Regions from separate parts of the Mus musculus genome. Here region 1 is linked to region 2. A link is a loop called in an ENCODE intact Hi-C map of the cell type or tissue named here. Cell type or tissue: heart. All regions are shown on one strand. Each heading gives the region's core, and the rest is flanking DNA. Links, peaks and the distances in the headings are about the cores only.

Region 1 (2,917 bases), core at 230-2,729, 280 kb before region 2:
CCCTCCCTCCCTCCCTCCCTCCCTCCCTCCCTCCCTCCCTTCCTTCCTCTCTTTCTCTTTTCCTCTCTTCCTCTTTCTTTCTTTCTTTCTTTCTTTCTTTCTTTCTCTCTCTCTCTCTCTCTCTCTCTCTCTCTCTCTCTCTCTTCCTTTCTCTCTTTCTCTCTTTCTTGCTTTCATATCTCCATGGAGACGAAGTGGTGTCATGTGGAAGCGTCTCAAAGCCCACCCTTCTAACTTTTTATCTCTTCTTGCTCCCACCTTTTGTATTTGCAGAACTCCAATTTGAGTCTGGTATTCATTGGAAGCTATACATTCAGGGACAGCCCTACTCTTAGTGTCAGGAGACAGTCTTGACTCGTTTAAACTAGCCAAGGCAGTTGTGTTTGTTGTTGTCAATGGTTGGTTTAGCTTATTAGCATGTGAGACAGGAGAGAACACTAGGAAGGTGACTGCTGGGGAACTTGCTTGCTTTCCTTTGTGTATGAGTGTTTTGCCTACAGGTCTGTCTGTCTGTCTGTCTGTCTGTGCACCACTTGCTTGTCTGGTGCCCTTGCAAGTCAGAAGAGGGTATGTGATACTGTGGAATTGAAGTTGTGGATGGTTGTGAGGCATTATGTGGATGCTGGAACTCAAACTCGGGCCCTCTGCAAGGACCAGTTTGCCATTTTCTGGAAGCTTGCATTCAGCTTGGGAAGGTAAAGCCCAGCTAAATACTCTCTGTCATGTTCTAAACTGAGCTGTGCTGACCATAGATGCAGTAAGGAGTTACATTGATTTTCCTTTTGCTGTTTTTGTTACTACAGACCCAGCAGCTTAAAACAGCTGTTCTTCCTATTGGAGGGCTTGGTGTCAAGAGTCCATCTAGGCACAGCTTGTTTGGGGCCTCTATTCAGATTTCACATGGCTACAATCAAGGTTCTGTTAGGCGGTTTCTTTGTGGCACTTGGGTCCTCTTCCACGTGTCATGTGTTTGTTGGCAGAATTTCATGAGGATATAAGTTGGAGGGACCTATGGTCTTCCTATCCCCAAGAGCCACTCAGGTTCTGAAGTCCCCTGTTGCTTCACGTATGTGGGTTGCCTCCTAGACAGTTCTGAACCTTCCCCAAAGCCAGCAGGACCAGTCTTGCTAAGAAGCAGCCTTACTTGACACAGCAGAATCATGGGTGTGACACAGCTGTCAACTTTGGCACATTTTATTGCCCAGAAGCAAGTCACGGGTTCTACTTACCTTCAAGGGAGGGGGTTACACAAGAGCGTGACTCATTAAGGGGTCATCCGGAACTGTAGTTGCCTCAGGGATTTAGAAAAGGGAAATGTCAGAGAGAGTAGCAGTCTTCAGGGACACTGGAGAGAGACTTCAGCTAGGGCTTGGCCGAGGAGAGTTCAGAGCAGCAAAAAGGTAAAAAACATCTACAACCAAAAGGTTGTGTGAGCAGACATGCAGAGGTGGGGTTTCCACTTAAGTATCTCTGCTTGAAAAGGGTGATGGAACTCACTGCCCCTGCAGGTCACAGGATGTAGGGAGAATTTATCAAGATGGTGGACAGAGGAAAGAGAGTATCTGGCTTTGGTCAGAACACTCCAGTTCAAGGTTCAGTTCTTGGGTTAATTAGCAGGTCTGCTGTTATCTGAGCCTTTGTGAGGGTAAACTGGGCTCTGAGGTGGGATGTGCTCTGCAAACAATGAGTGGTCCAAGTCTGATACTGAAGACAGCTTTGCTGACTTCCAAGACTCCGTGTGTCCGAGTCCCCCGGTCTCTGATTCCTCTTAACTGATCTCTTTGCTCTTCAAGTCTTCTGCATAGTGGCTAGAGGAAACGTTTCCTGGGCAGCTTAGCTTAGAGTAAGGTATTGTCTACTTTACTCTGTCATTTGTCACCACCCAAAGGCTTCCAAACCTATGCAGTGGCCCAGACTCCAGTGTCCAGTCGTGACTTGACAAATTGTCTTGGGCTTCTCACAGGCTCTTCAGGTTCACTAGGCTCCAAGTGAACTCTGTGTCACTCCTCTTCCTTCTTGTACTGGGGGACTGTGTACCCTCACTTCCTCCCTGTGCCACGGTACCTGAGATCCTCCCAGGTTCTGAGCCTCTCCTCTCCCACACCTCCCTCCTTGTATCCCCTCTGCTACCGCCCTAGTTTGAGTCCCATTAATTCTCCCGAATCACTGCAACTGCTTCTTAATTATCTATCTCAGCTCACTCTCCAGACGTCCCGGAGCATGAACTTTTCTGAAGTGCAAGTTTGACAATGTGGTTAATCCATTCAAGAAGCATTCAAAGACCCCTAAAATCCTAGGAATGAAATTCCAATTCCCGGGCACAGACAATATCTAGTATCTTGGAGCCTCCCAAGTTCTAACTCTCCTGTCTTCCAACTCTGTTCTCCCGGCCACAGTCCTACTGAGCAGCACATTCCCACACTACACTGAGGTTCTTTCGGACCTCAACATCCCTCACCATCATTCTCTGTTGTGAATTTGTCCATGTATAACCACATCTCCCTATGCCCTCACCTCCAGATGCTTGAAAGTGTCTGTCACCTCTCTCAGTGTGATTTAACTGTTCTAGTTTTGTCTTTTGCTATCTTGACTGCTAGCCTATGAACTTTTAAGACATTTCACATAGCCCAGGCTGGCCCTGAACTCAGTAAGTAGCTCTGTGAGGCTGGCCTTGAACTTTTGCATCTAGTTCTCCAGTGTATATATGTATATACCATTGCATGGACTTGGCAACTTATTCTCTCTCTCTCTCTCTCTCTCTCTCACACACACACACACACACACACACAAGCATATACATGTACATTTTTTTTGTCATGTTGTTTTGTTTTGAGGCAAGGTTTTGCTGTGTAGCACTGGTTGTCCTTGAACTCTCTCTGTAGACAAGGCTGACCTCAAACTCACAGAGATCACCCAA
Region 2 (2,917 bases), core at 134-2,633:
TTTTCTGCCTCCTTTTAAGATACGTTACTAAATCAAAAGCAGCATGATGAAAAAAAAAAAAAGGCCTGCAAATACTAATGCTGTAATGTTCTCAGCTCAGCACAGACTGCCAGGCTCCAACATGTAATTAAACTAATTCATATTTGTTGTTGTAAGACTAGCACGAATCATTTTCTTTTCTAATCGGCAAGATGGTACCTGGCTGATGTCAATACATCAACATTCATCATTATTTTAAAATTGTGTGTGTGTGTCTATCACCCAGGGCCTCCAGCCCTCTTATTGTCTAGCAGGAAGCTGCAATAGCTTGAGAGAGATGCCACTCCCCTAATAATCAAAGTTCTTTTTCATTTCTCAATACAGAGCTGTTCCCTGTCAGCTGTCGTTCTTTATTACAACACATTGTATACAAACATTTGATTTGGCAAACTGATCCCATTCTCCCAAATTAAACCCGTAAATTTCTTGGGCGGAACGTTTTTTCCCCTTAGCTAACTATAATACGACCTATCGTCAGTGGCCAATCACACCTGACATATATGATAGTCTTTAAACTAACAGGCTCCCATTAGACAGTTTGGGCTAACTCTATCGAGCCAGTCCAAGAGCAATTTCTTTGATAGAGACAGTTCTTACTGTCGATATACATTTTCAGTACACACGGACACACACGCGGGCGTGAGTTGGAGCTCAACAAGTATTGACTACATCAATAGAACAAAGGCAGGGATAAAAATATGGACAGGCAACATTTAAGATTTACATTCCAGGTATGCTAAATGCTTCCCTTGCATTATCTCATTTAGTCTCATAACATCCTCTAAGATGATGAAAACGGGCTAGAGAGGGAGTAATTATCTGACAATCAGAAGTCTACTTCTTCCTGAATTGGTTATAACGAATCAGAGTCTATCAGGATTAGATCCCTGCTAAGGATAAATGGTCTTCTCCAGGGGTCAATAATGGCTCTTTCACAGTTTTCTGGGTGACCTTGCTTATCCTTTCTTATTATCTCAGTCTTAGTAGTGGCGATCCCATCCCTGCAGACCTAGTTCAACCTTGAGTCACTTTCCCTTCCGGCTCCTCCCGATTCGAATCTCAGGGCAGAAGAGCCCAAGAGCCCCGTCACAGCCAGGGGCAGGTGTTAGCTTAGTCTCGGTCGTGCTGTCTCCCCTTCTCGCCCCACGAAAGCAAGCGTCCCGGGACTCACCCTAGCTGCTCCTGGCCGCCTCGCAGGCGTGGCCCCAAGAGTGCGCAGGCGCATAGCGCAGTTTCTCAGCATTGCTCAAGCCGAGGGCAGGACGCTGCTCTCTGCTCTGTTCCAGAAAGAGCCACACTATCCACACGCCGACTCTGGGCTATTAACTGTGGAGGCGGGCGGGTGGAGGGCGGAGCCGCGCGCCGCCCACAGTGCTGGCGCCTCTCCGAATCCGGGCGGACCGAATCCTCTACACCCGCTTTTGGTTCCGGGAGATTTTGCGTCCGGCTCTCAGCCACGGTTACTGCACTGGCGCAGCGAGACAGCCTAGTTTAGTTCCTTGTTCACAGGCAGTTTAACGCTCCAGCCAGCGAAAGACTCATCATCTCGGCCGAACAGGAGCACACACAAGGAGTGGATAACCACTAGGTGCGGGTTGATGGTGTTGGTCTTCTGGGTGTAGAACACGTGCACATACATTTAAAACTCTGTCAGTCTCTACTATTTAACAGGTACACTCTTCAGGTGCCCCTTCTCTCCGCACGCGCGCATATGTGTCTGTGTACTGAAAATGTATATCAACTTTTACTCTAGTAAGAACCGTCTCTATCAAAGAAATTGCTCTTGGTCTGGCTCGATAGAGTTAGCCCAAACTGTCTAATGGGAGCCTGTTAGTTTAAAGACTATCCGTTGATTCACTGATTTGTTCTTTCTGTGCTGGGAACAGAAGAATCTCAGTGTCCCACAAAGGAATACAGAAGCAAAGCAATTATTTTTGTCAAAGGGTGCACCAAGATCCAACTACAGTTAGCAAGCACACAGGGGACAGGTGGTGACTGCCCCACGCTCCCCTGACCCCAATTGCCCGGCGTTTGTTGTGATTGACTAGTTTTAAAATGATAATTACAAAGGAAATGAAAAACTAATAGAAGGAGTTGTGGATAGTCTAATATTTGGATAGTGGTGTCATAAAGCATTTAATTCTAGCACTTAGGGGCAGAGGTGGGTGGTTCAAACCAGCTAAGACAACATAATGATACCTTATCTCAAAAACCTAACCAAACCAAACAACAAAAAGCAAAACAAAAACAAAGAAAGGAAGAGAAATCTGCATTGAGTTGGAGATATGGTTCGTAAGTTTAAAAGCAATGGTTAGAATCTGAGCGCCCACATGGCAGCTCACAGCTGTTTGCAATTCCAGTTCCAGGGGATTGGATACCCTCTCTTTCTTTTGGTTTCTGTGGGCACCAGGCATGCATGTGGTGCACAGACAAAACACCCATATAAATAAAGTCAAATAACAATAATAATAGTTGTTCTCTACTCTGTTTCACAGTGAGTCTTATATGCCTTCAAGTTCTTCTGTCTTTTACCTAAGACACCCTTTTTTTGTTTGTTTTTTGTTTTTTGTGTTTTGTTTTTCGAGGCAGGGTTTTTCTATGTAGCTCTGGCTGTCCTGAAACTCACTCTGTAGACCAGACTGGCCTCGAACTCAGAAATTCAACTGCCTCTGCCTCCCAAGTGCTGGGATTAAAGGCGTGTGCCACCACGCCTGGCCAAGACACCCATTTTTATCTGAAAGCTTTCTCTTTTGTTGGAGGCTAGAGCTAGAGGTGCCTGACATGAAGGAATAGAGTTGGTTACATACCACAATTCTAGACAACAGCGAGAGTACAATAGGAAAGGGATTAGGGACTTTATTTTTGAGTTTCTAAGGTC

The links. Hi-C counts contacts between places; a loop is a spot of excess contacts. Peaks named below come from ENCODE experiments on the same cell type or tissue, not always from the same donor. Only the 100,000 strongest peaks of a DNase experiment are listed, where the experiment ranks them.
Region 1: a loop joins it to region 2, with 5 times the contacts of the local background. A loop is called at or near these places in 1 of 42 quality-filtered maps.

Annotation. Positions count from the first base shown.
Region 1 is chr3:94,586,466-94,589,382 of GRCm38, reverse strand. No RefSeq gene overlaps it. Among named protein-coding and RNA genes, the nearest start is that of Snx27, 5.2 kb to the right of the region's middle. In heart, for the core only: no CTCF peak of the experiment used is centred there; a DNase peak (open chromatin) is centred at 1,242.
Region 2 is chr3:94,308,582-94,311,498 of GRCm38, reverse strand. Them4 (thioesterase superfamily member 4) reads right to left here and starts at 1,367. Exons shown (of 6, transcript NM_029431.1): 1 at 1,211-1,367. The coding sequence starts at 1,282. It overlaps Gm36010 (a long non-coding RNA gene), which reads left to right and starts at 1,446. Exons shown (of 4, transcript XR_867460.2): 1 at 1,446-1,627. In heart, for the core only: a CTCF peak has its summit at 1,262; a DNase peak (open chromatin) is centred at 1,298; H3K4me3 peaks cover 1,848 bases; H3K27ac peaks cover 1,364 bases.